2 separate regions of the Homo sapiens genome follow, and region 1 is linked to region 2. Evidence: read pairs that join two places in POLR2A ChIA-PET (ENCODE). Cell type or tissue: GM12878. All regions are shown on one strand. Each heading gives the region's core, and the rest is flanking DNA. Links, peaks and the distances in the headings are about the cores only.

Evidence for each region. Peaks named below come from ENCODE experiments on the same cell type or tissue, not always from the same donor. Only the 100,000 strongest peaks of a DNase experiment are listed, where the experiment ranks them.
Region 1: POLR2A ChIA-PET joins it to region 2 with 17 read pairs; 2 of 35 experiments call an interaction of 5 or more read pairs at or near these places.

What each region holds. Positions count from the first base shown.
Region 1 is chr5:143,223,478-143,238,696 of GRCh38, reverse strand. It overlaps ARHGAP26 (Rho GTPase activating protein 26), which reads right to left. Exons shown (of 23, transcript NM_001135608.3): 23 at 9,690-15,219. Among named protein-coding and RNA genes, the nearest start is that of ARHGAP26-IT1, 39 kb to the right of the region's middle. RefSeq lists an enhancer at 9,069-9,128. In GM12878, for the core only: no CTCF peak of the experiment used is centred there; a DNase peak (open chromatin) is centred at 8,476; H3K4me3 peaks cover 672 bases; H3K27ac peaks cover 4,374 bases.
Region 2 is chr5:143,014,722-143,029,940 of GRCh38, reverse strand. The region is part of intron 12 of ARHGAP26 (Rho GTPase activating protein 26); the gene reads right to left. Among named protein-coding and RNA genes, the nearest start is that of ARHGAP26-AS1, 150 kb to the right of the region's middle. RefSeq lists enhancers at 7,946-8,035, 9,716-9,925, 10,346-10,395. In GM12878, for the core only: no CTCF peak of the experiment used is centred there; DNase peaks (open chromatin) are centred at 5,970, 9,570 and 10,564; H3K4me3 peaks cover 2,084 bases; H3K27ac peaks cover 6,252 bases.

The DNA of each region.
Region 1 (15,219 bases), core at 5,156-13,155, 210 kb before region 2:
ACCCAGTCTTGGGTAAGTCTTTATTAGCAACGTGAGAACAGACTACTACAGGGCTTTCTGGTTGTAAGGAAGAGAAGTCACTCAAATTCACCCAAATACTATGAGGTGTTAATTGTAAGGATACAGGGATCATCTGGGATCCTAAAACAGAGCACAGAACACAGTCCTTCTAGGAAAATAGAAAGCTGTTCAGGACTGAGGCAGCTTTTTGCTTTCTCTGGTTCTGGTCTTTTCTTTGTGCACCAATCTCTTGCCTCTGCAGATAGGCCTCTTTGTGTCTTAAACTTGTACCCAGTGCAACATGACCACCAGTCCTAGCTGGATATCAGGAGCTCTCATCTCATGCACCCATCTCTAAGGACAGCTTCCCTCAAAGGTCAAACTCACAGGAGCAAAAATCTGATTGGCCTGCATCATGTGTTTAAGCCAGACCACTGGCATTTTGATGGCCTCTGGCTTGGGTGTTGTATTAATTCTTGCACTGCTGTAAATGAATACCTGAGACTGAGTAATTTATAAAGAAAAGAGGTTTAATTAGCTCAAGGTTCCACAGGCTGTATAGGAAGCATGATGGCTGCTAGGGAGGCCTTAGGAAACTTTCTATCATGGCAGAAGTTGAGGGAGAAGCAGGCACATCTGACAAGGCCAGAACAGGAGAAGAGAGAGAGATGGGAGGTGCTACATGTTTTTAAACAACCAGATCTCCTGAGAACTCATTCGCTGTACAGACCAAGGGGGAACGATGCTAAACCATTCATGAGAATTCCACACCCAGGATCTAACCGCCTCCCACGAGGCCCCTCCTCCAATTCCACACCCAGGATCTAACCGCCTCCCACGAGGCCCCTCCTCCAATTCCACACCCAGGATCTAACTGCCTCCCACGAGGCCCCTCCTCCAACACTGGGGATTACAGTTCAATGTGAAATTTGGGCAGGGACACAGATCCGGACCCCATCAGGTGTCTACTCGTGTCTAGTCCTTTCGGCCATGGCCAGGGAAACAAGTGGGGAGAAATGGATGACACCTGATATGTAGGGTTCTCCTTTACAGTGGTAATGGGCAGAACCCATAGAGCCCCAGGTGACTCCCAAGACTGGCAGGCTGAATGCAGTAATGGCTCTGCAACAATTTAGGAAACATCAAGACATTGCCAACTCCTTCCACAAATTGAAAAAAACAATCCATATTGTGATACTATATTATTGACTTGAGGGCAATGAACTTTATAAAGCACATTAATAGATGTCATTTAATCCATACAGCCTTAGAAGGGAAGTGTTCTTATGTCCATTTTAAAGATGAGTAAACTGATACTCAAAGAAGAGGAGCGATTACCTCAAGATCCCATAGAATCACACTTGATGTCAGGTTCTCTGTCTCCTCACAGAGGAGCAGACAATCAAGTGGGACAGAGGGCTGGTGCAGAAATCACCCTTGAGTTTATCTAGAGCTGAGGATTTCTATTGTAAGTGAAAGAACCCAATTCAGATTGCTTTGAGCAAAATGAGAATTTATTGGCTGATGTAGTGGAAAAGCTCAGGTGCATCTGGCCCAATGGCATGGGTGCTGCTATTCTTTGTCTCTCTCAGCACTGCTCTTAAGCCACCCAGATCTCAGGCAGCCTCCTTCATTGAGGGGACAAGATAGCCACCAGCAGTCCTCATGGCTCCAAATCTAGCAGACCAAGTCTCTCACCACTACCTCTCTAAAAAATCTAGAATGTTGATTCTCCCTGGACTTAATTAGATCTTAGGTTCATTCCTGAATCAACCAATCACTCTAGTTCAGTGGACTTGATGATCTCATAGGCCAGACTGGGTTCATAAATAAATCATTGTTGCCACCTAAACCCATGGGATCTGAGGGGTAGGGGGGGACCTCCGTGAAGGAAAACAGATGCTGTTACCAGAAGAAAGAGTAACGGATGCTACACAGGCAAAAACAACAGATATTTCCTTGTGGTGGGAGAAGTGGAGGGCATGTGAACCTCAGGAACACAAGTGGGAGACAGTTCCTAGCCTTGGGTGTGGATACAAGTAAGGACCCAATAAATAATAGAATGAAGGAATGGATAGATGGATGTTGCTTCAGGCGGTTGTAATATGATGAAGAGTCGGTGCTTCTGGGACATGAGTTGCATGCAGGGGCATTGGAGAAGAGGTTGGGGCCATACTTGGAAAAACCTTGAATGCTATGCTAAGGAGCAAGGATTCTCTCTCTCTCTTTTTTTCCCTCTTTTGTTCCCTCCTTCCTTCCTTTCCAGGCCACAAGGAGCTTCTGAAATTTTTTGATCAGAGGTGTGCCATGATCAAAATTTGGAGCAGAAAAAAATCCCTTGAACATTTTGAAGTGCTGTACTTAAGTGAATGTATTATCTCTTGTGGGCCAGGAGTGCCCTCCTTGCCAGTGAAGGTGTTCCTGCAAGATTTGGAATCCCTGGCTGGGAGCGGTGGCTCACGCCTGTAATCCCAGCACTTTGGGAGGCCGAGGCGGATGGATCACGAGATCAGGAGTTCGAGACCAGCCTAACCAACATGGTGAAATCCCATCTCTACTAAAAATACAAAAATTAGTCGGGTGTGGTGGTGCGTGCCTGTAATTCCAGCTCCTTAGGAGGCTGAGGTGGGAGAATTGCTTGAACTGGGACCTGGGAGGCGGAGGTTGCAGTGAGCCGAGATTCCAGCCTGAGCAACAGCGCGAGACTTTGTATCAAAAAAAAAAAAAAAAGAAAGAAAAAAAGGAAAAGAAAAAAGATTTGGAATCCCTTTATCTGGCAGTCCTTGAAACAAGAAAAATGTGAGCACGGCATGGAGGAAGAGCAGCAGCAGGGTATCTGAGATTAGACATACCTAACCCCTTTCAGGGCCTCCAACGAAGCTGTCCCACCTCAGTGAAGGTGAAGGTCTGAACTGGGTGCCCCCAGAGTGTCTCAGACTCATGCTTGTGGGATGGTTGAACAGGTTTGGGTGCGGCCTCCAAGGTGTGTGAACATCTTTCTGAACTGAGGAGCACTTTATGCCATCCAATTCCATGTCATGATCTGGGCATGATTTATTGCCATTCTTTATTACAACTGACTGAGGGGTCCTTTGTAAGAACTCCAGGGTGAAATGTCTCAACACTGATGCACCCCTGGGATGGGCCAAATCATCAAGTGACGACTTGAATCAACTGTGGTTGGGAAAGTATTTGCAGAGGCCTCTGTATGACACAATTCCTCCCTATTCTTATGAGATCCAGTCATGGCTTTTCCTGGCCCAGAATGGAGAACGAGAGTCAGTATTTTAAAAATAAGCTTTGCTTCCAGAGTGGAGGAAGGCATAAAGTCTTTTCTTTCTGTTTTTCTTAATTTTTTTTTAGACTGTCTCACTTTGTAGCTTAGCTGGAGTGCAATGACATGATCACGGCTCACTGTATCCTCGACTTCCTGGGCTCAAGGGATACTCCTGCCTCAGCTTCTCAAGAAGCTGGGACTACAGGCATGTGCCACTGTGCTCGGCTAATTTTTACATTTTTTTGCAGAGATGGAGGTCTCACCATCTTGCCCAGGCTGGTCTCAAACACTTAAGCTCAAGCAGTACTCCCACCTCAGCCTCCCAAAGTGTTGGGATTACAGGCATGAGCCACAGCACCTGGCCTAGATTTTTCTTTTAGTGAAATCATTCCAGGATTGATCAAAGTGGGACACTGTTTGTCCATTTTATATTGTAATGAATATTTCACATCTTCTGCTTGCTATCTGAAACAACTTTTCTGAGAGGTACCCTATTAAAATCTCAGTAAATAGTCAACATAAAGTATAGGAGCCTTTATACTGGGCCTCTAAACGAAGACAAGTGGCAGACAGTGTTCATGCTGAGGAGACATCGAGGCTGGGGGAAAGAGCACTTACTATTCTTTCCCGATAGGATGAATTCCTCTGCTGTGTCCTGTATACCATTCCCCAGGACAAAGCCCTGGCACTGGGGACTTAACTAGGCCCTGTGCCCATTCCTGAATCAATCAATCACTTTGGCTGGGTAGATGTGATGATCTCATAGGCCAGAGCAGGGTCACAGGTTCACGGTTGGATCACGGGTTGATGCCAGCTCACCCAAACCCATGGAACCCAAGGTGAGGGGAGAGGCAGGGTGGCTCCCCAAAGGAAAACAGAGGTGCTGTTACCAGAAAGATGGGTACTGGATGCCAAGCAGACAAAACAAAAGATATTCCCTTGGGGTGAAAGAAGTGAAGGACGTTTGGGGAGTGGAGCTTCTGAGATCGTTCCCAGAGTGAGAATAGTACGGGAATTAAGAGCGTCAAGAGTATGGGAGTTAAGCGTTAAGCTCTAGTGTCAGCCCACTGGGGTTGATTCTCTGCTCTGTTATTTATTAACTCTGTGACTTTGAACAAGTTGCCCAATCTAATGTTTGGCTTCTTCATCTACAAAATAGGGTAACAACAGCACCTATTTCATGAGCTGATTTGAGAATTAAATGAGACTAATGTAGAGCAATTAGTACAATGCCCATAACATGGAAGTGCTCCATCAATGAGACAGACTTCATCACTGGCCTCTTAACATGCAACAGTTTAGCCCCCTTCAGGGAGTGTAGGAGACTTGAGTGAGAGTCTTGCTCAGTAAGCCCACCTTAGTTGACTCCCACTATTCCTGTGCCCTACAGATACTCACCCATCATCTGCTTTGAGTCTTCGTGCTCTCTCTGCTAGCTCTGACTTCTTTAAATCTCATTAGGCTCAAGAGGGGGTTCAAATGCCATGAAAATGATCTATTTTTAAGCATTAGAAGATCGGGTTAGAAACACACTGGTTCTCCCAGAAGAAGACACACGCTCATGGGATTTCCCTGGCAATCCCATAGAGCCTGAAGGTCTGTTGTCGGCAGCTGGATCGGGGTGGAGAAAGGAGCCATTTTCACATCGTTAAGTTTTTTTTTTTTTTTTTTTTTTTTTTGAGATGGAGTCTGGGTCTGTTGCCCAGGCTGGAGCGCAGTGGCGCAATCTCGGCTCACTGCAAGCTCTGCCTCCTGGGTTCACACCATTCTCCGGCCTCAGCCTCCCAAGTAGCTGGGACTATAGGCACCTGCCACCACGCCCGGCTAATTCTTTGTATTTTTAGTAGAGACGGGGTTTCACCATGTTAGTCAGGATGGTCTCCATCTCCTGACCTCGTGATCCGCCCGCCTCAGCCTCCCAAAGTGCTGGGATTACAGTCGTGAGCCACCGTGTCCGGCCTCACATTGTTAAATTTTTTAAAAATTTCACATTACATATTTCCAGCCAGCAAAGCACGGCTGGGCCCTCTGTGGGGGCTGCCTCCATGCCACATCCCCAAAGATGAAGTGACTGGCCAACACTTGCAGCTGGAGTCCCCGGGGCTGCCCAGGGAATGAGGAGTATCTGCACAGAGCTCAAGAAATGGGGAACTATTCACCCAAGATGAGTAAGCAGAGGGCTCCTAGAAGGAAAGAAAATTTTTAATCCAAACATTTCCTGCTCTTATTCCTGCCACTGGAAAACCAAAGCTGAGTGTGTGCCAGAGATTGTGCTTTCTGAAGGGCTCACTGCTGAGAAGGGCAAAATGAGGTTGTCAACATGGGTTCTGCAAAGGGAGGAGGCTGATGTGGGGGATGGAAGAACCAAATCAAAACCAGAAGGAAAAACTGCCACGAAATTTTAAAGTGATCACGTGTGATGTGATTATGCATTTATGTAAAATTATGTGTGTGTATCTATAAATAAATTTGGAAGTTTTAAAAGGTCATATGGTCCCAGCACATTGGGAGGCTGAGGCAGGCAGATTGCCTGAGGTCAGGAGTTCGAGACCAGCCTGGCCAACATGGTGAAACACTGTCTCTACTGAAAATAAATAAATAAATAAATAAATAAAATACAAAAATTAGCTGGGCATGGTGGCTTGCACCTGTAATGCCAACTACTCAGGAGGCTGAGGCAGGAGAATTGCTGGAATCGAGGAGGTGGAGGCTGCAGTGAGCTGGAATCACACCACTGCACTCTAGCCTGGGCAACAGACTGAGACTCCATCTCCAAAAAAAAAAAAAAAGTCATATGGGCTGTAGAAGCAGAGAGACCTGTGTTTGAACTTTAGGTTCACCGCCACCTGGCTTGTGTGACCTCCCTGATCCTCAGTTTTCTCATCTATAATTATAGATGATTATAGAACTTCATTCAAATGTCTTGGGGATTCAGTGATTAATATAGTACAGCGTTAGGTACCTAGTTAAATGTTAGCTAATATTGTCAGTCATTGAGAGAAAACAGAGCCTAAAGGCTAACAGGCGGGGTGGGTAAGGGTGACTAGAGTTTTCAATTCTCCAGAAAGCCCTGACTCCTCATGTTTCAGTCACATTGAAATCATACCTAACCACCCAGCCACCTCTCTCTCTCTGCTCTTTCTCCCCACTCCCACCTTCCCCATTTCTCTCTCTCCCCCCTTCATTCTTGATCCTTGCTGTCCTTCTGCTTGGGACATGTCTCCATTTGCCTAAGTGGGAAACTCTTCTCTATCTTTCAAGGTCCATCTTGAATGCCACCTCTTCCGTGAAACTTTCTCTGGTTCCTATTTCCCAGTAGGAAGGATGCCTCTTCCTCATCGCACTGCACTACCTGCCACACACTGCTAGTATGGTCATACCACATGGCAAACGCTGTTCCTTGTATATTTCCCTATGGCAGAAGCCAATTTTGAGTTCCCTGAAGACAGAGATCATGTCTTACACTTCCTGGTTGTAGCAGCTCCGGCATGGAAGAGGTGGTCAATAACTGATGGCTGAATGGAAACATAAAAAATCGAGGGTGATTGCTCTCAATGGGCCATGGCCAGTTACTCCCCACTGTAAGGAAAAACAGAACGGAAATGGACTTAAGCTGCCACATGGGAAACTTCAGTCAGACCCAAAGAATTCCCTCAGTGAGAGTGTTAGATATCAGACCAAACTCCTGTGGGACAGTGTGGAATTTCCGTGAAGGGACTTTACAAAGGAATACTTCTTTTATGTTTGGGGGTGATTCTGATGTGGTTTTGCTTGAAGGCAGGCCCTTTTCACATAAGGTTCATGAAACAACCCCTAAGTAACCCAGATGACAGCACAGGGTCTCGGGCTCTTGGTCAGCTGCTTCTCCAGATGGTTTCTTGTGCCCAGCACCAGCCAAGGAGGCTGGGAAAGAATGTGGCTGTGTGTGCCTGAGTGGAGGGTGGGAGGTCTTCCTCCCACAAGCTCCAATCCCAGTATGTGAGCAAATGGTGCGTTTTGCCAAGGGTCACAAAGTTACCCTGTGTTCAAGTACCCAAGTGTAATAACATGCAATTTCTTTCTTCCAACTATAACTGTAGAGTAAAACAGGGAGGAGGAACTGCCTTCTAGTGCAGTGCTTTCCCCACTTTTTTTCCCCTTGGTCAGCCCACCCAGGGGCTATGAGCACCTGCTGCATGCCAGCCCTGGGCTGGGTACTGGGCAGAGATGAACAAGACCTGGTCTCTGTCCTAACTGAGCTGTTTATTAAGAGCAAGATGGGCCTCAAACATTTGATGACAAATCATGAATTAATTATAGGTAGAAAGTACATGAGGGAGAAAAATGGTGTGATAGGAGAAAAGGTGTAACAGAAAGATGGCCATCCTCTACGGCCATAATTTCAACTTGCTCATCACAGGTGAGGCAAGCATGACTACTCCTTTTCTTTGTCACGAAGATTCAGAAAAGGTAGAAAAACAGTTAATAATTCTTTCCAATAATCTACCCCCACCCACAAATCCCAAAAGGACATCCAGCCACAGTGTCAGAACAAATATTTCAAGTTTACGGTGGGCACAAGACCTGGAGGGTAAGATGTGATTTGGCACCTAAAGAAAGAACCCATGGACTCACGTTTTTACTAATTTGCTGGTTGGCCTGGGGAAGGCATCAAAGCTACCTGGCTTTCAGCTAATAGGAAGTTGCAGCAGGCTTCATGGAGCCAATGACGTAAGAGACGTGACAGATTTACAGTGCGACAGGAGTTGCTAAGTGCTGTGGGATACAGAGGGTCTCCGTGTTGATCATTTCAACTTAAAACCTTCTGGCTTTGGTCCTCACTGTCTGATGTTGACTGGGTACCGCAGGGTGGCTTTCTGAAGGATGCATCCCGGCATGGGCATGCCCCTTCCCTGCGGATGGTTATGCAAAGCTCCTCCATGTGACAAACCTCACCCACCCCGAGCAGTTACCATGGAGGTTAGAGCCTCCCTTGGCTGCTGTGCAGGCTGCAGTCAGCCAACACTGACTAACCCCGCATAGTTAATTAGTGGCAGCTTAGCTTGGTGCTATTAAAAGCAGGGCAAGCCAATGACACTGACACATTCAGGTAGGAGAGAAGTGTGGTATCTGAGTGGAGGTTGGGAAAGAACTGAGAAAATAAGAAATTAGAGCCATGACTTAATTCTCATGAGCAAGCGTGTTTGGGGTCTGAGAAAATCTCTCATCACACTCACTCTCTAACATTTACCTAATTTCAACTGTCAATCAAATCCACTTCTAACCCAGGTGCTCTTAGGACTAATCATGCAGTCAGAACTGAGTGAAAAACACCAAGCAAAACCACAGGACGTGACAGTTTGCGCTCTGCTCTGAGTGGCTGTTAAAAGCAAAACAAAATTAAAACCTTCTGCTAGGAAGGCATGAAAGTTGAAGTGATTGGGAAATCTATTGGAAAGGCCAAGGACAAAGATAAAATACACACCACGTATTTCATTCTCTCCATGAAGGATCAGACATAGATGTACACCATACTCAGAAAGCCTCGCCTAGTTACAGGATGACCCACACATGTGGGACGCTTTGGGTGCTGGGGGAGTTTTCCAGAGGAGGCTGTCAACTCAGTGAGGGCAGCAGCTGCTGCCAGCCTGTGCTGTTCACAGGGGTAAACGAGTGCCCGAAGTGGCAAATGAGGACAAGCAGACAGCTCACATGTGACCCACGCATTTAAATAGCCCCCCTCCCCTTAGAACCAGGACCAAGGGAGCTTCACATCCCTTCCTCCCCTCCCAGGGCAAGCATCTGAAGCCAGAAGCCTCATCCTCAGTCCCCAGAGCGCTGGCTTCCCCATGCCGCCTCCACTGAGCCCATCAGGGAGTCCTCTGTGCTTGTGGCAGAAGCTGGGAGCTCACTGGAAGCCTGGGTCCCAGGCTGCCACTCAGAATGTATCTGGAAGGGACATGATGAATGCGAAGACTCAGTGATCTGGCTTGGCCTGGGACAGCATGCAACAAGCTCTAAACAACAGACTTACAAACCAGCTGTGCTGGGGGCATTGCCTGTGTTCTGGCTCTGATGATTCCATCCTTGTGTTCATGAGGTTTCAGAAAATAGGTGATTAGAAAGTCAAATTTAGGAAGAATAAAACAATATGTATTCTAAGAGAAGAACGTTAGAAATGTGAAGTGGACTATGACTCTTCGGGCTCAATTGTTTAATATGCCTGAGGAGCAAATTCTCAAGTTTCCTAGCATCTGACCTCTTCCTAAATGGAAAGCAAAGCTTCTCAGAGCTCATCAGAAATAAGCACGGTGGTTGTCACCAAAAACCGCAGGAGCCGAGACTTGTGACCTTTGATCATCATGTATATATGCTTATTTGAAGACATATTAAAGCATGTATTGAGTCAAACTCTATCAGAAACTCAAGAAAATACCACCAAATGGAAAAGTCATTTAATTCAAAAATCATACGTCCACTCATTTCATAGGGATTGTCACATAAACCAACCACATGTAAGAAAGCCAAGTTTCAGAGGCCTCTGAACAGAAATTTTGTTTTCTTTATAGATATATTTGGTGACACAAAAGCATTTTTTAAAAGCCTGAACATGGCAACAGGGCTACTAACAGGGACAAAGGTCTATTCTAGTCACAGATTACTTTCTAATTACAGCATTGGATTCTATGCACGAGTCAATAGTCAATACTGAAGTTTAGAACAGTGCGTTATTTTAAAAGAAAACATTAAAGTGCCATTTAATAAGTACTTTATTGATATTATATCACACAGCACTTTACAGTATACTCAAAGATAGCCTAAATTATGAATTAAACATGCAAATATTTTCTTTTCCAAAATGTGGACAAAATGTCTTTTAGAGTGCTTTTGAACACTAGCCTTAGCTACTAAGCATTCATGGGTTTGATCTTTCTTGCGACATGACTTTAAGTAAGTTAACAAAAAATGTAGCTGTAGACAGTAATTGTTTGATAAATATGAACAGTTTTAAAATGGCACTGAATTTACATCTTTAATCATTTTAATAGGCCATCCACAGCCTCTCTTGTGTCTCTAATTCTCAACCTCCGAGTCTTAAAGGCTGTAAAGGCTCAGAAAGTGCCAGCTCATGTGGGTCTCTGTAAGTGTCTATGTCTTCATAGATGTAAATATGTGCTGTATACACACACATACACACACACATAAATATACTTTAGAATCAACAGATGTGCATTGTCAGATACAAGGTTGATTCTGGCATCTGGATAACCAAGAAAGCTGCTTTTAGGTGTCTGGACAACTTTGTAGAAATGGTTGACGTAGAACAGTATAGAATGTCTTAACCTCTCCAGGACTGCTCCAGGTAACTGACATTTTGTTTATCAATACTCTGGTTCTGACTAAAGTGAATTTTGACATGGACATGTCATGTCATGTCATACCCACACAAGGGTCTAGGTCTATGCTAAGCCTTTGCTCTCTAAAGCATTCCACCTTGAGAGACGTTTTCACTCTGTAATGTCTGGCACAACTTTTGTAAAAATATTAGCTGTGAAATTTTTCTGTGATCGCTTTTTTTTTTCTCCTCAGTAAGCATAATATTTATCCTTCTAAAAAAGTATCCAAAGCTCCTTAGGATGGTTCACCTTTCTCTTTCTCTCTAGTCCTGGTGTTACTTTGCATCCAACACTTTTTCCTCTCAATAATACAGGTGCTTCCACTGGAAGACCACATTTCAGCAAGGACTGGCTCTGAATGACACCTGGATTCTATGGCCTTTCCCTCCACTTTGGGAAGCTCTTTAGTTAGACAGGTACTGTAGGCGGCAGGAGAAAAAAAGCTAATTATTACTTGTTGGAGTCTTGTCTCAGGCATGCTGTGGGGCTGTGCAAGATTCGCTGCTCTGCTGCTGTTGTCATTTTGATGCTACAATTACAGAGAGGCGGTTCAGCACCCAGCCGATCGGTGTGGCTGCCAAACACATTTGAGCATGACAAGATAAATTTGTTAGACACCAGCACAGGGTGGGTGAGAAGACATCCTGCTGACTTTATAAAGTGATGTGGGGCAGGGTTGTCGAGGTAAGTGATGATTGTCAAGTTTGCCAGAGATGATAGATAACTCCTTTGGCAGAACACCTAGGTCATTCCTTTTAAAGTCAGGTAGCTAAGAGGCTGTTTGGTTTCTGCAGCGCTGGCTACCTACTTGGGGAACATGGTTGCTCACAAAACATTCAGTACTTGGGCAAACTCTGGGTGCCATGGTGGCCACTGCTGTCTCCGGGAGTGCCATGTCCACAAAACTCAGTCATCCAGACTTGCTTTTGGGAGCAGAAGCCAGAGGATGACAGGTGCCAACAGACAGGCAGGGATCAGGTTATCTTTGGCTTCTTCTTTCTGTCTTTCTCCCCCTCAACTGTGAATGCTTTTGGAGCCTCTGCAGTCAAGACAGAGCTTTTACTGAGACAGCAGTTGCCATTTTCAGCTGATAGAAACTCAGGGGATAGAAGGCCTTCCCTTTGAGCCGCAGGTATGGCACACACAACTCTGCAGCTCTGGGCAAGTGCCTTGGGATGCCCTTGTCACTAGTATGGCTCTGTCCTGCTAATGCCAGTCTGTCAATACTTGATTGTTCATTCTTTCTCTTTGCCTCTCACCGAAAAGCACTCGGTGAGAGGAAATGAACTGATATTCAAAAAGACAGTGTGGTCTGACATAAGAAAACACATATTGGCCGTATAAATACTTCAGACATTAAGCTAAAGACTGGCTCCAATTCTAGGACACCAAGGCAGGCCACAATGCACAGGGTCCATCCCTATATATGTTTATTTTGAAAAACAGGAGAAAAGATCTTCTGTCTTGAGCAAGTCAGGGTTTTACTTGCCTGGGGGCAGGGATTTGAAACCAGCTGTCTTCTCCTGGCATGGCATTCTTTTTTTTTTTTTTTTTTTTTCCTTTGAGACGGAGTCTGGCTCTGTCACCCAGGCTGGAGTGCAGGGGCGTGATCTTGGCTCACTGCAATCTCTGCCTCCTGGGTTCATGCCATTCTCCTGCCTCAGCCTCCAGAGTAGCTGGGACTACAGGCGCCCGCCACCACACCCGGCTAATTTTTTGTATTTTTAGTAGAGACGGGGTTTCACCGTCGTAGCCAGGATGGTCTCAATCTCCTGACCTCGTGATCCGCCCGCCTCGGCCTCCCAAAGTGCTGGGATTATAGGCGTGAGCCACTGCACCCGGCCATGGCATTCTTTAGCTACGAAATTTTGTTAGTAACCTGAAGGAAGAGTGAGAGGCTGACCTTAATACCCCTAAAAGATTCAGGCTATGGCTAAGTGATCCCTGGGTCTTACAAAGGAAACTGGAGGCTACTGGGAAAGCTCAGGGATCCTGGGCCATGGTCTTCCACTCTGATAACCAATTCATTCTCCTCATCTGCCCTAAAGTTTCCTGTTCACACAGAGAGAGTCAGAGGTAGGGGGCATGGATAGGGGAGAGAGTAAAATCTTTAGTCTTCAAGTTCCTTCCTACTCATTGGCTCATATTCTGAAGTTTATCCAGTTTTGTAGCTAATAGGAAGGAGGGGAGCCTGGCTGGGCAAAGGGAAACAGAGAAGCCATCTGTCAAGGGCACCGCACAGCCACAGGGAAGCTGGGGAGGGGGTACCTGAAAGATCCCATTGGCAGCAGCTCATGGGCACTGCACAGACACACGGAAGCTAGGGAGGGAGTTACCTAAAAGATCCCATTGGCAGCAGCTCTGTTTCTCCCGATTTCAAATCAGAGCCAACTCAAGAGGGAGGGACATGCTTCCAAGCAGTGAAGCTGGGGCCAAATGTCTACAGGGATGCTTCGTGAGGCACCCCCAAAGCAAGGATCTTGGCCTTCTGTTCCTCCACATGAGCTCCAGGTAAGTTTATGATGGGACAGATTACAACTTCAAACATCAAATGTGGTCGGCCGCAGCGGCTCACACCTGGAATCCCAGCACTTTGGGGGTCTGAAGTGGGCAGATCACTTGAGGTCAGGAGTTCGAGATCAGCCTGGCAAACATGGCAAAACCCCATCTTTACTAAAAATACAAAAAACTAGCTGGGTGTGATGGCTCATGCCTGTAGTCCCAGCTACTTGGGAGGCTGAGACAGGAGAATCACTTGAACCTGGGAGGTGGAGGTTGCAGTGAGCCAAGATTGCGCCACTGCACTCCAGCCTGGGCCACAGAGTGAGACTCCATCTCAAAAAACAAACAAAAACACAAATAAAAAACCTCATCAAATGTGTTAAAAGCATGATGTTGGTCTCTCTTTGAGAAGCGTAATAGTATGTGAATGCACATCCCCTGAGGCCTCCATTTCCCAAGGTCTTCTTGTCCTCAGGTTCACAGATCTAACCTACTAGTATACTCCCTTTCTTCTCGAGTTTTCCCCAGTGGCTTTCTTGAGTTCTGTCTTGGTCCTGTCCATTCTTAATTCTCATTCCCTGATTCAATGGTAGTGTCTCGCTTGCTCCTGGGTGAGTTCCCGGAAAAGAGCTGTATAATCCTTGAGCTGATAAACTGAGTAGTGAATCACCATGACAAACCCCTGTTAACTTTAAAACCACCTGTAAAGCTATGACGGCACAATCTATACCCCTCCTGGAGTCTTCCTCTTCTTTTGGGATCACGGGAATTGGAGGTGAAAGGGAAGAGTTTTAAAATGTTTAGGAGAAGGGAAAGCAGCAGCACATTGAGAACTGAACATTCTAAGAAGCTGGTTCTTTAAGAACTTACAGACGCACACAAAATTTGAAAACTAGCTTGTCCACATTTCTAAAGCCTCAGAAGATGTGGAGAAAAAGAAGTAAAGAGCACAGCAACTGACTCATCTCTTTCTGGCCTGATATCTTGGGGGTACCAAGAAATACACCTGAGAAGAAAGACAAAAACTCGAATGCCTGACCCCACTTATTTAAATCCTGAGCTTCATCTTACTACTAAGTAGGCATTCTTTGAAAAACTCATTGCCTGGAGATGCTCTTCCCATCTCCAAATCCAAAGCCCAAGGGATGCTTAAAAACACATAAAGACTGAACACCACTGATGTGTCGTGCCCACCAACAGGACAGCAGAGAGCAAGGCCATAGAAATGTCTTCTCTTTCCTTCAGGCCGAAGCGGGGACAGTGACCTTGACTCTCTTCAGCTTTGCCTCCCCTCTCTCCCTCTTAAACATACTTCTTCAGCAATCAAAGCCTAAGTGTGTGAGCAACTAACTTAAAGAATATCAAATATAAAACTTTGCCATATAGTATTTCAAATCACTCTATTTACAAGTTTATCTTTTCAAAAAAAAAAAAGTAAAAGATACAGTAATTCAACACAATTCAAGTTTTTCTTTTCTTCTTTAAAGTTCCCTAACAAGGAATTCCAGAAACAGGAAACACTCTGAAGCAACGCTGCCATCCAAGGGGCTCCTGGGGAGCTTGACGGTCCATCGGTTTGTAGTTTGTCTAGAGTCACCCTTGCAATGACATTCACATGTGGAAGATACGGATAACTCTGTTGTTTGCAGGCCAAGTGAATTTGAAATCTCCAGGTAGTACTTCCCCATCCAAGACAGTCTTCCACAAGATCCAGCCTCTTTTCACCAGCAAATTCCCTTTTTCAGAGGGTACTCATCCCACCCTCCAACCTTGGGTTTCTTCCTGAATCACAATGGCCTATATTAGTCTCAAGCCTTGAAAGACTGAGAAATAATTCCCTTTTTCAGAGTGGCAGTGAACATAGATGTGCTTTTAAACTATAGGCCATACGGTTAGCCTAGGAATTAACCTTGAAAACCACCACAGCACCAGTGTTCAGCAGCCCAGAGTAGGGCAAGGGGGCTGGCCAGTGGTGGGTTAGAGGCAGGCAAGGGTGGGAGCAGAGATGGGTGAATGGGAGGACATGGGGAAACCAGTCAGATGGCATCACCCATTGGGAGGCAG
Region 2 (15,219 bases), core at 4,804-12,803:
CTCATCCAAAGGAGAGGAGCTAATCTACTGAATTAGCCTCAACATGAACTAGAAAGGGTTACTGTCCCTAAAGCTGGTATTCAACAAGTTTTTCCTAGTCTGAATTTTTTCCCCAGGAAATTTAGTCAATTCTCCTTTGATTAAAAAGAAAAAAACAAACCAAACCTTTTTTGTGGGAGAAATGGAATTTGCTGGAAGCACTGTAGGTTATGCATAAAAACAAGAGGATTGAGGTTGAGCACCCTGGCTCTCAACTGTAATCTCAGCACTTTGGGAGGATGAGGCGAGAAGATCGCCTGAAGCCAGGGGTTTGAGACCAACCTGGGCAACATGGTGAAACCTCATCTCTACAAAAAGGTTAAAAAAAAATTTGCTGGGCATGGTGGTGTGAACCTGTGGCCCTAGCTACTCAAGAAGCTGAGGCAGGATGATGGCTTGAGCCCACGAGGTTGAGGTTACAATGGGCTATGATCATGCCACTGCACTGCAGCCTGAGCAACAGAGTGAGAGCCTGCCTCAAAAAAAAAAAAAAAAAAAAAAAAAAAAAACTGAGAAGTAAAGGATTTCTAACATGGATGGATGGATGGATACAGGAAATTGTCGAGTTGCTGTGAGCAGGCCACTTCAGGGGCATGTTCTCACCACAGAAATTTATGCAATTTTCCAATGTGATTTGCTCTTTATAGAGCCTGGTTGGCCTCCCTCATTCTGAATTTAATCAATTTCAACACCCTTAAAAGCCATTGAGAAAACCACCCACATTGAAATGAACATAAATTCCACCTGAAGAATAATTTCCAATTTTCACACACACAGAGGGAAGACTAGAAGGGCTTGCCTGTTTTCCCCTAATCATGTGAAGCCCCAGGGTTGCCAGGGCTCCCTGGGCTGTGGCCCCTGGAAAGCTGTCCTCATGATAGCAGCTCTCAGAAGCTTCAGTGGGGCCCAGGAAAGGTGGCCAACTGGTTCTTAATTATCTGGGTGTGCATTCTCTATTGTGGAGGTTACCCACAGCCAATTTTTAATCCCAGATCAGCACTCCAGGGACCCCCATGCACCATCCCTACACCAGACTATTCTCTGCCCCCTGGCTGGTATGTTCAGGGAATGTGAACTAACTTTAATATTAACTAAAGTCACACAGACAGAATTGTAGGTAGTGGAAACTGAATGAGCTATAAAGCCAGACAGACCTGGATTAGAACCCTGCCTCAGCTACCTCTGGCTGGATATGACCTTAGCTTCACCTTTTTGAGGCTCACCTTCCTCGCTTGTATAATGGGGATAACTCAACAGGATGCTACGAGGGTCAAATGAAATGTATAGCAACTGGGATTTACTTGGTATTCAATACATGATCATGACCAATATTACCTAGTATTACCAATATTAGAATGTTACTATATCCTAATATTTGAATGAAATCTTCCAGTTGATGAAATACTTTTCATATTCAAGTTCATGTTATCTTTATGATAACCCCATAGGGTAAGTCTTGCTACTCTTCTTACTCATAACTACTGTGTTTTCACACTAATGAGTGTAATGAGGGATAATACATTACAGTTTATAAAATAAATTAATAAACTATAGTTTATTTGATTTTCCCAATATCTCTGCTAAGTTTTTATGATGAGGAAAGCCAGACTCACGTTAAGTGGTAACAACAGCAATGATAACCGTGGCTAACACTTACTGAGCACAGACTACATTGCTCTGAGCTACACAGTTAGGTGCATCATTTTCTTATCATCATCATCATCATCATCATCATCCGTATTTTGTAGATAGGAAACCTACGCTCAGTCAGGTTAAGGAATTTCTGTAAGATTATAGCATCAGTGAGTAGTGGAACCAAGATTTTATTTAACTCAGTCTGACTCTTGGGCTCATCCTCTTCTACTCTTTGCTTTCTGCTAGAGACAGTCAGAAAGGAACTGGGGGCTGTGGATCAGGTTCTGTGGATCCTACCATTTCTATTCCAGTAGCGGCTCTCAACTCCAGTGAACAAGAGTGCACTTGTAGAAATGCAGATTCTGGGCCCTCTCCCGGCAATTATGCATCAGTACATGCGAGAACCCCACTTGGAAAAACACTGTACTATATACTAAGCAATTAAGATTATTACCACCAAAAACAAACAAAAATGACTTAATTTAGTCAATTGCCAGTATCTATACCACATTCCCTGCTGGACAACAACTATTTGCCAGTGCTATGCATCTTAATATGGAATGCTGGATTGTTCCACTTTGGCATATGGGATGATTCCAAGAGGTTCACAAACATTTCTCAGTTATACTTTTATTTTAATGAATATTAGAAATCTACTGATTTATCACACATAGCAAAATATATTTCTTTTTTAAATAAACTGAGGTAAAAAATGGATGAATTGGTTTAAAACCAGTAAGCAAATTAATAATAAAAGTAGTATATGTATATATTTAAAAAGTCAGCCAGGTGCAGTGGCTCATACCCAGAATCCCAGCACTTTGGGAGGCCGAGGCAGGTGGATCACTTGAGGTCAGGAATTCGAGACCAACCTGGCCAACATGATGAAATCCTGTCTCTACTAAAAAAAAAAAAAAAGAAAAAAAAATTAGCTAGGCATGGTGGCAGGTGCCTGTAATACCAGCTACTTGGGAGGCTGAGGCACGATAATCACTTGAACCAGGAAGGTAAAGGTAGCAGTGAGCCAAGATTGTACCACTGCATTCTAGCCTGGGTGACAGGGTAAGACTCCATCTCAAAAAAAAAAAAAACACAAAAAATCATGAAGGTGACAGAAATAATAAATTGGGGAGCTCAAGTCCTAATGTGTCCCCAAACATGCACTATGTTCAACCTGGCTGAAAGAATGAGATGGGAGAGGACCATATTCTACCTGTAAGATATTCTGTTCCAGTAACATCATCCTTGATCTTTGCTTTCTCTCACACCCTATATCCAATTCACACACCACATCCAATCCATTAACCAATCCTGTCACTAATAACTTAAAACCGTATCCAGAATCTAACTACTCTTCACCATATCCATTGCTAATACCTTGATCCAAGCTGCCATCATCCTTTGCCTGGACTGCCTGCAGCAGTCTCCCAGCTGCTTCAATTTTGCCCCCACCCCCCACCCCCACCCACCCCACTACGGTTTATTCCCCACCAGCAGCCAGAGTCATCTTTTAAAAACATACATCAGCTCATGTCATGCACCTGATCACAACTCTCCAGTGACTTCTCTTCACACTAAGAATGCAGTCTTATCTCCTGGCCCCACATGGTCTAGCCCCAGCCTACCTGACCACTCACCCCCAGGGCCTCCTCCCATCCGGGCACCACTGTTCTTCCTGATATTCCTAGAACACAAGTAGCTCACGTCACCTCAGGGCCTCTGCACATGTTGGTCACTCCATCAATAACACTCATCTACCCACTCCTGACACGCTTCCCTCCCTCCCTTTGTTCAGATTTCTTCTCAAATGTCACCTCTTTAGAGAGACCTTTCCTGCTCCAGGTATCTAAAATCACTCCCTTCTCCCTTATCCTCTATCCACCAGCCCTTATTTTTGCAGAATACTCATCTCTACCAGAAATTATACCTTTATCTACTTGCTTACTCTTTGTTGTCAATTTCTTTTCATTGTATATGCTCCATGAGAGCAGAGACAATCTGCCCTGTTCATGACTAATCTCAATAAATATGTCCTGAAAGAATAAATACAATCCATGTTTTCACCAGCTGAAAACACAAGGAGCCGACAGGCCAAAAGTCTCCACATTCCAGGAGCCTTGAATAGTGACAGGTGGCTGCATATATTGGTACCTTCTAGAGTTCAGGCCCCTGCAGTGGGAAGCATGAGACAAACAGGTTTGACAGAGATCTCATTCATACCCTGACCTCAAAGCAAGAATACTGCTAGTCAGACTTTTCTTCCCTAGCCTACCAGATACAAAGGCATCTATTTTTTTTTCATTGTTTCTTGAAAACAAACACACAGAAAAATAAGCTGAAAGAGACATAGAGTAAAGTAAAATAGGTAGCAGGAACAGAAACAAAAATCTGCCTGGATGGGAATAAACCTACCAGCTCTCAGCCACAGTCAGGGGAGGTTCTAAAGAGTGTTCCAATTCTTGGCAAAAGACAGGCATCCAGGGTGACAGCACGTAGGTTCTTGCACAGCACAGGCTGAGGACTATACATCTGCCTGGGATGGAAGGAGTGTTTCTTTGTGGGTTTCTACTTCTGCAATCTCCTAGTCCACCTTAAAATTCCAAATCAGAATAGCAGCAAAAGAGCAAGGCTTAATGCACACTGCAGTAACACTGACCAGCTTAATCAGGACCATTTGTCTCCTACATGGGGATCTGGACATTCTGAGAATGAATTACACAGTGGCCTCAATTCCCTTCTGCCTTAAGGCCCGGTGGTTTTGCACTGATTTCTCAACCGAAAGAGATCATCATCAGCTTTCTGAGGGTGGAAGTGTTTCAAACAGAGAACCAACTGCCTCTGCCCATCAAGGTCACTTTCCTGCCTTTACCTATCTGTCTTCTTACCTCGAAATGCTTTAAGAACAATTTGTTGGTCACAACAAACTCTGAGGCAGCGAAGGGCAGGGAAAGAGAGGGCATTCAGAATCAAAGGCCTAAGATTTGAGCCCTGGTGTCTCCACAAACTGCTTGTGTAAGCTGGGCATACTTCACCTCTCTGACCCATTCCCCTCACATATAAGATGCAGGTGTTGTGAAAATCAAATAAGGCAATGCCCGGAGGAACTTTAAAGAGACTGTACAGTGCCACGTTTTTATATAAACGGGCTCTGGCTTTGGATAATGATGACATTATTGGTAATAAGAATAAAGCGCAACATTTAATCATTGCCGATAATACCAGGCACCATTGAGCAAAGGATGTCCATCCTAATCTCATTTATTCTTCCAAAAAAACCAAAGATTTAATTATTAAAACTATTCCCACCTTCAGACAAAGAAACTGAGGCTTGGAGAAATTAATTTCTCAAAATCACACACTCAGTAATTCTTGAGGCTGGGATTTCAAACCACGTGTGGAATACTCCAGAGCTAACACTTCTAAGCACTACTCTACCCTCTGCTCAATCTTACATGCCGATTGTGAGCTGCAGGCTCTGACAACTCTGATCAGTGCAGGGAGTGACCAAGTTTGCCCTCAGAATGAAGTCTCAGTTTTCACATCTGTAAATGGGGTCAATAATAGTATCTAGCTCATAGGGTTCTTAGGAGGATCAAATGACATAACGTATATCAAGCAGTGAACATGTTGCCCACTCCCCAGTATGTACTCAATAAACATTAACCACAATAACTGGAAGCCTGTACTCGGTGGCAGTGGGGGAAATATTTTAGTCTCTGTCTCAATAACCCCTTGCACTGGGCTTTAGGGGTTAAAGATGTAGCCAGGGACCTGCTCACTGTCTCTTGGCTGAAGCCCAAACTGGGATGGCAACGGGTGGCTCACACCTGCTCAGGCTGCAGCCTGCTGTCAGTACAGAGCCCACATCACTGAGGGAAAGGGGAATATTAGGCCATGGCAGAGGCATACACTGGCTGCATCTGCCAGTCTAAAGCTAGCTGAGAGAGAGGGTAGATTTGTCAAGTGTCTTTTAGGACAAGCAGAAAGGCTTCTGATTATCCATGCAAGTCCAAGGAGTACCACCACCAGTCATAGCTTTGGGGGCCAGGGTCTCATCAAACAAAATAGCTGGGAACTCAAATAATAAAATATCTGCAAAAACAAGCTGTTCCTGCCCCTTCTTCTCTCTCCAGCCCCCTGCCCTCCGAGCCAGGGCTATTCTAGAGCTGGGGTATTACAGCTCAACTAAATGTAATTCAAGCTCAATGCACCACAGCAACTGTGTTGCACAGGCAACTCATAATGAAAAGTGAGGTGTAGAAAGTCAGCACCTAGGGAGAGCTAGAATTATACCACCTCGCCTGACTGCGGCTCAGAAGATGAAAGTGGTGGCCACGGAAACTGCATGCACAGGAGAGAGGAGAAAGGGGAAAGAAAAAGGGTGTGGGGAGGAGGGCAGGAAGGAACGCAGGCAAGGGAGGGAGGCAGAGTGTCTGTCCTCTATCAGCTCAGACCTGGCAGGCCTGGAGAGAAAGCTGGAGGGGATGCTGCACTCAGCTGACTGCCTCGTGGGCCAGTGCATAGGCGGCCAGGCCACTGTGCCCATTAATGCCTTCCACCCTTCTCAGGTTTAAAAGGGGAAATGTTCTATTTATAAGCCACCGACCAGCAGAGGCCTGGCAGCCTCTGGATGGTTCTGATCCCAAAAGGATCCTGGTTACCGGTGGCTGCCTCCTCCTGCCTCTCAACTGTGGGTGTTCTAACAGCAAAAGGCCAAAGGTGACTAGAAGCAAAAGAAAAACAAATCCTCTTTTCTGCCCTCTGCTGCTTTCATGAGACGGTGGATTTTTGGTAATGGCTGAAGGCTTTAGATGTCTTTTAAAAATAGTGGCCCAGGCGATCCCATCAAGGCTTTCCCTACAGTTTTCAAGCCTAAATCTCCTTTTCTGTTTTACAGATCAAGGGAGGCTGAGGAACAGAGATGAAGGAAATGTACAGTCAGAGGCACAACAATAGGAAACAGAGCAATGGTAATGATGTCCCTCCCCATCTCCTCTCCTGGTCCTCAATCTTGTCCTCATAAAACAAGGCAAACCTGAATAAAACGCCATCAGGGAGTTTGCTCTGAATGACGGCCTAAAGAAGGATGAGTGGATGTACAGAAACAACATATAAAGCATTATGTTGTGTTGCCAAATCCCTGTGGGAGAGTGGTGGGCCACACTAAGGGTCTGACCCTGGGGAAGCCAGTCAGTGAAATGCGTGACCCTTGTGCACCCAGCACTGTGCACAGGTGTTTGAGGAACCACTGAGGGCTCTAATGAGGTGGTGCACTAAGAAGGAATATGGGATGGCCCCTCAGCCACAAAGAACTAGAGGGGTTAGATGTTGGAGTCTGATGATGAAATTCCTTCCAGCCCCCATGGGTGGACCACATATGAACAGGATGGCAGAATGGATCAAAGATTTCAAGCATATGAAGTGTTGCAGGAAAAAAATGACCCTGGCAATGAGGCAGGCTAGGGTTTGAGTATGAGCTTCACTACTTCTCAACTGTGCTCCCTTGACCTCTTTAAGCCTGTGAGCTCCTTTGGAAACTCAGTTGCTGTGAACAGCATTTGTACAAATGGCAGCCCATCGTGTGACACTTTCATGCTCCCTCTCAAAACCTCATGCCATCCCATTTAGACTAATTTTAAAAACTTAGCCTTGTGTTAAGCCAAGGGTTAATAAACTACAGTCCCTGGGCCAAATTCACCATTGCCTGTTTTGTAAAACAAAGTTTTACTGGAAAACACCCACACCTGCTCATTTCCATATTGTCTGTGACTGCTTTCACACTACCATAGCGGAGTTGAATACTCCTATAAAAATAAAAATATTTACTATCTGGCCCTTTACTAAAAAAAGTGGACCCCTGTGCTAAGCAATAACATTTGTAAAATCAGGGGATTGGCCAGGCGCAGTGGCTCATGCCTGTAATCCCAACACTTTGGGAGGCCGAGGCAGGCGGATCACCTGAGGTCAGGAGTCCGAGACCAGCCTGGCCAACATGGTGAAACCCCATCTCTACTAAAAATAAAAAAAATTAGCCAGGTGTGGTAGCAGGCACCTGTAATCCCAGCTACTAGGGAGGTTGAGGCAGGAGAATCACCTGAGCCCAGGAGGCGGAGGTTGCAGTGAGCCGTGATCACACCACTGCACTCCAGCCTGGGTGACAGGGGTCTCAAAAAAATAAATGAAATAAAACAAAATAAAATCAGGGGATTTCAGAGAACTTATGTTCCCCCACAATACACATCAAAATAAATACAGAAGTCTAGATGGTAATTTAAAATATACTCTCTCAAATGACCTAGTGTACCACCAGTGGTGTGCACACCCCACTTTGAGAAATACAGTAACGAGGATTAAATGAATGAACACTCATAAAGCACCAAGACTGAGAAACAGTAGCAGGTTGTCTTCCTCCCTTCAAGAGCAGTGTTACCAATCCAGCTGGCTTTTCCTTTCCAGTGGGTTTTTCCTTTTGTTGTGGGAGTAACTGGCCTGGCCAGATGATAAGAGTAATAACCAAGAGTAATTAGGCACTTACCAACTAATGTGCAGATACTAATGTGCTGAACTTTCATTCTTACAATGAGTTTATGAAGCAGGGGTATTATTATCCCCATTTTACAGAAGAGGAAATGGAAGCTTAGAGAGGCGCACCACCTGTCCAAAGTTCTACACCCAGGATGCTATTCTACACCAGCCACACATTACTCCTCCATGCAAACCCTCTCTCTAATCCACGTGGCGGAATCTACCCAAAGAGAATGATCTGAGATACGTACAAAGGCTGATGTACAAGGCCAATAACTGATGAAATTAATAACTTTTGAAGCTATTATGAATAACATAGGCCAATGTTATTTGTAATACCAAAAACCTGGAAAGAGCATTAGTCTAACAATGATAAATGATTCAACAAATTAAGATATAGTCCAATGACAGAATATTAAACAACCATGACAGGTGATACTTCTAAACATTTCATGACATCAGAAAATGTCTGTAATTTTTAAAGCAGAATACAACAAGCATATTCAACATAATGCCAGTTAAATTAAAATTCATACTGACATTGACAAAATACATACAAGACATCATTTAAAAAAGGCAAGAAGGAAGTATCTCTGGGAATAATATTACCAATGATTTTTGACTGAATGTTTCAAAATCATTTTGCTGTATTTCTGTAATATTCTACAATGAGTTCATATTTCCTTCTTCAATCACTGCTCTTCTCCCCACCTCCCAGTGTGAATGACAAATTGGCAAACTGCAGTGGGTTCTTCAGCATTTTTATTCAAATATAAAGGATTCTTATAAAAGCACTAGATTAGGCCAGGTGCAGTGGCTCACGCCTGTAATCCCAGCACTTTGGGAGGCCGAGATGGGCGGATCATGAGGTCAGCAGATCGAGACCATCCTGGCTAACACGGTGAAACCCTGTCTCTACTAAAAACTACAAAAAAATTAGCCGGGCGTGAGGGCGGGTGCCTGTAGTCCCAGCTACTTGGGAGGCTGAGGCAGGAGAATGGCGTGAACCCGGGAGGGGGAGCTTGCAGTGAGCGGAGATCATGCCACTGCACTCCAGCCTGGGCAACAGAGCAAGACTCCATCTCAAAAAAAAAAAAAAAAAAAAAAAAGCACTAGAGCACTAGATTAAAAACAAACCACAAGGAAAGAAAGGACTAGGACTTGGATGCAAAGAGGAGGAAGTGTTATATTTTTTCTTCTTCTGGGGAGGAGAGAAGGGAGGAAATTTCCATTTTTCAAGTGTAGCTCACTCTCAAATCCATGAGCTCTGGGCATGTAGTCTGCACCCTGGGTACTTCTGTAGATGGTTTGAATATGACATACACCCACACGATGTAATTGGGCCATCTGTCTATTGTTCCCCTGTGGTCTGAACCTCCACAGCAGATCACATGAGCTTTAAAGGTAGAGACAGATGTGTGTTCTAGTTATGAGTGTCCTTACCTCTCGGTACTCATATATCTCAGTGCCACCTGCCCTTAAGAACTCCCAGAAGGCTGGGCGTGGTGGCTCATGCCTATAATCCCAGCACTTTGGGAGGCCAAGATGGAAGGATCACGTGAGGCCAGGAGTCCAAGAACTTCTAGAGGCATTCACTGAAGGAAGAGCTACAGGAAGCCTGGACTCCTGCAGTTTCATCCGGCACAAGATCCAGGTGGGAGTAACAGGAAAATGTTGAACAAGAGTGAGAAGTGGAGTGAACTACAAAATGGCATTCTGAAAAGCCAGATGGCCAGTGTTAAGCCAGGTCCTGACATGCATGAGAAGGCATGCCTGCAGCAACTTCAGCATATTCCTTTCAACATAACCCGATTAACCTATGGAATCTGAGTTAATACCCACATTGAGGAAAGTGGCACTATAAAGTCAAGATTAGGAGACTGAGCCCTCTCTGCCTCAATCTGTCAGACTTCAGCCTTCAAGCAGCTGGAGAAACAGTGGGAGGGCAGCATTCTTGTAAACAAGCTAATCTTTTTAGAGTTAAGTAGGCAGTGACATTTGTTATTTAAAACATCAAACTTGGAAAAGACCAACTCACACTGTAAGAGCCTGCCCTTCTCTTACTCCCTTGCACTGGACTGGTGTGTTCTCTCTGACAAGTTCTCGGCTTTCTAACCTTCCCTCAGGTGGGACGGCAGGACAATAGCAGCCTGAGCTGAGAACAGGCCTCTCATCCTGCTTCCAACCTGGACTCATTACAAAGAAAAATGAACCAATTCTCATAGTCTTTGGGGAGTAAATTTTATAACTCCCTAAAGATATTCCCTACCTTGTACCCAAAGGTAGGGAACAGCAAAAAGACAAAAAGACATCGAGAGATACAGCAAACGGGGCTGCAGCGGGTGAGATGGGAGAAATGGTTCTTGCCCAGGGAAGTCTTGTTCTTTGTAATAATGAAAGGGACGAATCAATGACAAGTATCAGATAACTAGGTGACTGACACTGGCAGTGACCACTTCCTCAAAAAAAAAAGCTTAAGAAGAAACAATATCATACTTTCTTCTTCTTTATTACCAATACTCCCTTTTTCCCCTTCCCTTCTCTACTAGGTAAGAGTTTGACAAATTAGAGAATCTGGTGTCACTGATATAGATTCCTGACATTCTAGAAGCAAATCCAGGAAGGGTCCCCATGGGTAGCAGGGCTGGCAAAATAAAATATTGGTTTTTAAATTTAGTATTTAGGGATTAACTTGACCAGGAGCACACACGATCTCTAGGCAGAAAAATAAAATCCTAATAAAAAACACTGGTGGTCTGAATAAATGGAAAGACATTCAAAACCCTTGGAAGACATGACTTAATATTACAAAGGTGTCAACTTTCTCCAAATAACCTGTATGATTCAATGCACTCGCAAAGAAAAATTTTATTTTAGGGGAAACTTCTTAAACTTATTATAGAATTTATACAGAAGGATAAAGACTCATAAATACCCAAGTCAAACCTCAAAAGGGAGAATAAATAGAGGAGACTTATATAACTAGATATTAAGAGTTGCCTCAAAGTTATTATTAAAAACAGAGAGGTATTGGGACAAAAACAGCTACACAAAAAACCTGAATAAAGGGCTCAGAGACAGAACTAAAATATGCAAACCTAAAATGCAAGAACACTGGCACTACAAATCAATCGAGGGAAGAATGGATAGCTTAGTAGATGTTGATAGGAAAACTAACTCTTCCCAAGGATAAAAATAAGAATGGATCTTCATGGAACATCTCATACAGTGGTGGAAATCAGCTAGATTAGAAACTTAAATGTGCAAGACACACTCATAAAGCCAATAAAAGAAAACATAGGTACACATCTTTGTGACATGGGTCATAAAGGCCTTCTCCAAAACACAACTTGAAAATCATAAACAAGAAAGCAAAAAAGAGATGATTTGAATATATAAAAGGGCTTTGAAGGATTTATAGTCAAAGAAGGATACCACGTATTAACAGACAGATGACAAGATGAGAACATATTTAAACTGGCTAAATCTAACAAGGGATTAGTATCTAGAATCAGTAGGAACTTTTTACATATCAAAAAGAAAAGATGGTAACTGAAATAGAAAAATGGGCAAAGGACATGAATAGGCAATTAACAGAAGAGGAAACCCAGTAAACTAACAGGCCTATGAATAGATGCTCAAATTCATTAATTACCAGAGAAATGCAAATTAAAACAACAATGAACTATCATTTTACACCTATCAGACTGGCAAAAAATTAGAGAGCTGAATACTGGTGAGAGTTGGCAGGAATGGAGAAATTTGCATGTAGGGTTGGTGGGACTGCGGATCGACCACTCTGGAGAACAATACAAGAGAGTGCTTAAACTAAGTATATGCATAGCCTTTGTCCAGCAATGCTTTGGGTGGGTGTATCCCAGAGGAATTCTCACACAGGAAGATATGTACAAAGATGTCCATTGTGGTGGTGTGAGTACTGATGAGGAGTTGGAGGCATGAGAAGATGGAGTACATCTCTACAAAAACAGATACAAAGTGCTGTGTACCACAAATTATGCAGTAATCAGAAGCCACAGCATAAAAGGACACAGAGGAATACGAATGGCTCCTGACACAATGATGAGGGCACAAAGTAAGAAATAAAACAAGACCCAGAACCATTTATTAACACACACCATTTATCAAGAACACAGGAAGATAAAAGACACACATTTTAGAAAAAAGAACTAAAAGGGAATGGATGAATAAATAAAATGAAACGAAAGAATGAATGAATCAAGAAACCTGTGCTGATAATGTGCCATGAACAGGGGAGTGTGATGAATTCATCTCTCTAAACCTGAGATCCAAACAGAGCATAGAGAAGAGGAGAAGAAAAGGCTCTGCAAAGAAATGTACATATATTTATCAGCTGCCATCCTCTCCCTGGCAACTGGGTCATTTGGAAAATACCAGCAGCTGACAGACATTACTTATGGCCCTGTCTTATACTCCACAGGCACCGTATGCCCTGAGAGAAACTTCGAGATGAAAGCAAACGAATTCAGAAATTCCCTTTTGTTAACTGCTCCTTCAGAACATTCTGGCTCTCTGATAAAATGTTTGCATTGAAATTCCCACCAAAACATTTCCTAGAAAAGAAAATGCCGGACATTTGGAATTTGGACTCTAGACATTTGGAATCTGGTTAAGAAGAGCAGTGTCTCACTCTTAAATTCATATCAGATTGGCTTCATATCTTTAAAAGAGTTTAGATTGTGTCATAAACAGAAGGAGTGTTGCAGAACAATCAAGACCCAGAGCATTAGCGCCACCTGTGGTAGATGAGCCTTATGGGGGGTTTGCATTAAATTGTAAATTACTGCAATCAAGAGATACAGTAAAACAACCCCACCAAGGAGGGGAAGCTAAGAACCTGTACCATGTGGGAAAGGGTCCAAACTCAAAAAAGGGTGAGGAAGCACTAAACCAGACCATCACACTGGTTTGCCAGCTTAGAAATCAATCAATACCCTAAAAAAACAATTCCTATTTAAATGACTCCTGAAAAAGTGGCCAATTTTTTTTTTTTTTTTTTTGAGACAGAGTCTCAGTCTATTGCCCAGGATGGAGTGCAATAGCACGATCTTGGCTCACTGCAACCTCTGCCTCTCAGGTTCAAGCGATTCTCCTGCCTCAGCTTCCTGAGTAGCTGGCATTACAGGCGTGTGCCACCATGCCTGGCTAATTTTTGTATTTTTAGCAGAGACAGGGTTTCACCATGTTGGCCAGGCTGGTCTCTAACTCCTGACCTTGTGATCCGCCCGCCTCGGCCTCCCAAAGTGCTGGGATTACAGGCGTGAGCCACCGTGCTGGCAAAAGTGACCAATTTTTTTAACCCATCTTTTTACCTCCTGTGTGCTAGATGAAAGGGTAATGACTGAAGAATCATTAGACACCCAAGGCAAGCAACTCTCTTTGCTCTGTGAATAATGAGGTGCAAAAAGCAAAATGTCACAACTGCTTATATTTTCCAAAATAAAACTGTTTGTCTTATTCTTTTCTTGAGGGAGGTCAAGTAATGCATGTTATTATGTATGTTGTTCTATAGCCTAATTTTTTTAAAATTTCAATCATTAACAAACTATCAGCACAATTTCTGCAAATAGATCCAGCCCTCTCTGGTTCTTTCTAAAGGCTGTGTATTACTCCTTAATTTATTTAGCCAACTCCCTATTTGGTATTTAGATTGTCTCTCATTCTTTGCTATTATCACCAACGCCCCAACAAATTTATTTGTTGTACAAACTATCTTTGCACTCTAATGATTTCTTTAGGATAAGCCATTGGGGAGTTAGAGGGTGGTCACTTTTTTAAGGATTCCAAAGCATATCCTCGAAATGCCTTAAGAAATGTCAGAACCAGTTGGGATGCCCACCACTAGAACCATGGTTGTCCTTCAAATCTATTGGGATTTATCCCAAGTAGAGAGATGTAGGTTCATAAGGTCACAAGTTAAAAGTAAACTTCTGGCTGGTGTAGGGGGAGGTCTCCATTCACGTGCCTCTCCTCCCCCACCCCACCACTCTTGGGTCCTTTATTATGGAGGCAATGTGTCCCAGGCAGGGCCAGGTGTGAGTATCTGTTAGTGTAGCCTGCTTGGCATCCATCCCCTCTGGTCCTGATGGCTTCCCTGATTTCCCTCTGGGAAACTACTCTGTTCCCATTTTTTGCAGCAGTCTTGAAACTCTCAATCAAAATGTACAGTTTTTCCCTGGGTGGACCCAAATTAGACCAACTTGTTGCCTGGAAATCTCAATGTTCAGAAAGGTGAGGCAAGGACTACAAACAGTTTAGAGCTTTGTCGTATTATCCAGAAGACCCTTTCTCACCGGGTTCCTAGGTCTCCAGAACTCATCTATTCTCAAGCCTAGCTTTTCAGCTCCTCTGACCTTACTATGAGCTACCATACAGCCTTACATATTCCTTCATTATTGTTACTGTTGTTTTTGCCTCAGTTAGTCAGAGTTGACTTCAAGTGTTCTAAAACAATCTTACCTAATTAAGGGTGGGGTAGGGTGGAATTACTTCTTTGTTTCCTTGCATATTTACTTGAAATTTTTCCCTTGCTCATTTTATTTTTTTTGGAGGTGGAGGGGAACATTTTTTTTTCATCTCATAAAGGCCTCTCAACCTACCCACAGCAGGCATTCCAAATTATTTAATATTTCATACAAAACTCCTGGGTAAAAAATTATATTTTGAAGAGAAAGAAAGGGGGGGAAAAATCTCTGTCCTGTAATGGCTTTCACAAAAAAACAACTTCATCCTTTGGTCCACATGGAGAGGCACTGTTCTACTGATTTTCCTAACACAACTGGAATTCACAGTAGGGCAACCTTTAAATTTTTTCTCAAGTGGATTTTACAAAGCAAGGTGACAGGATTTCCTTTGTACTCTTGCAGCAACCTGGAAGGATTTTGTTTTTTCTCCTATACACCAAGGAGATAATCAGCCCAAACATTCTACCAGTTGCAGGTTCATTTTAATCCCATTGCCTTTACAAGGTTACAGGTACCC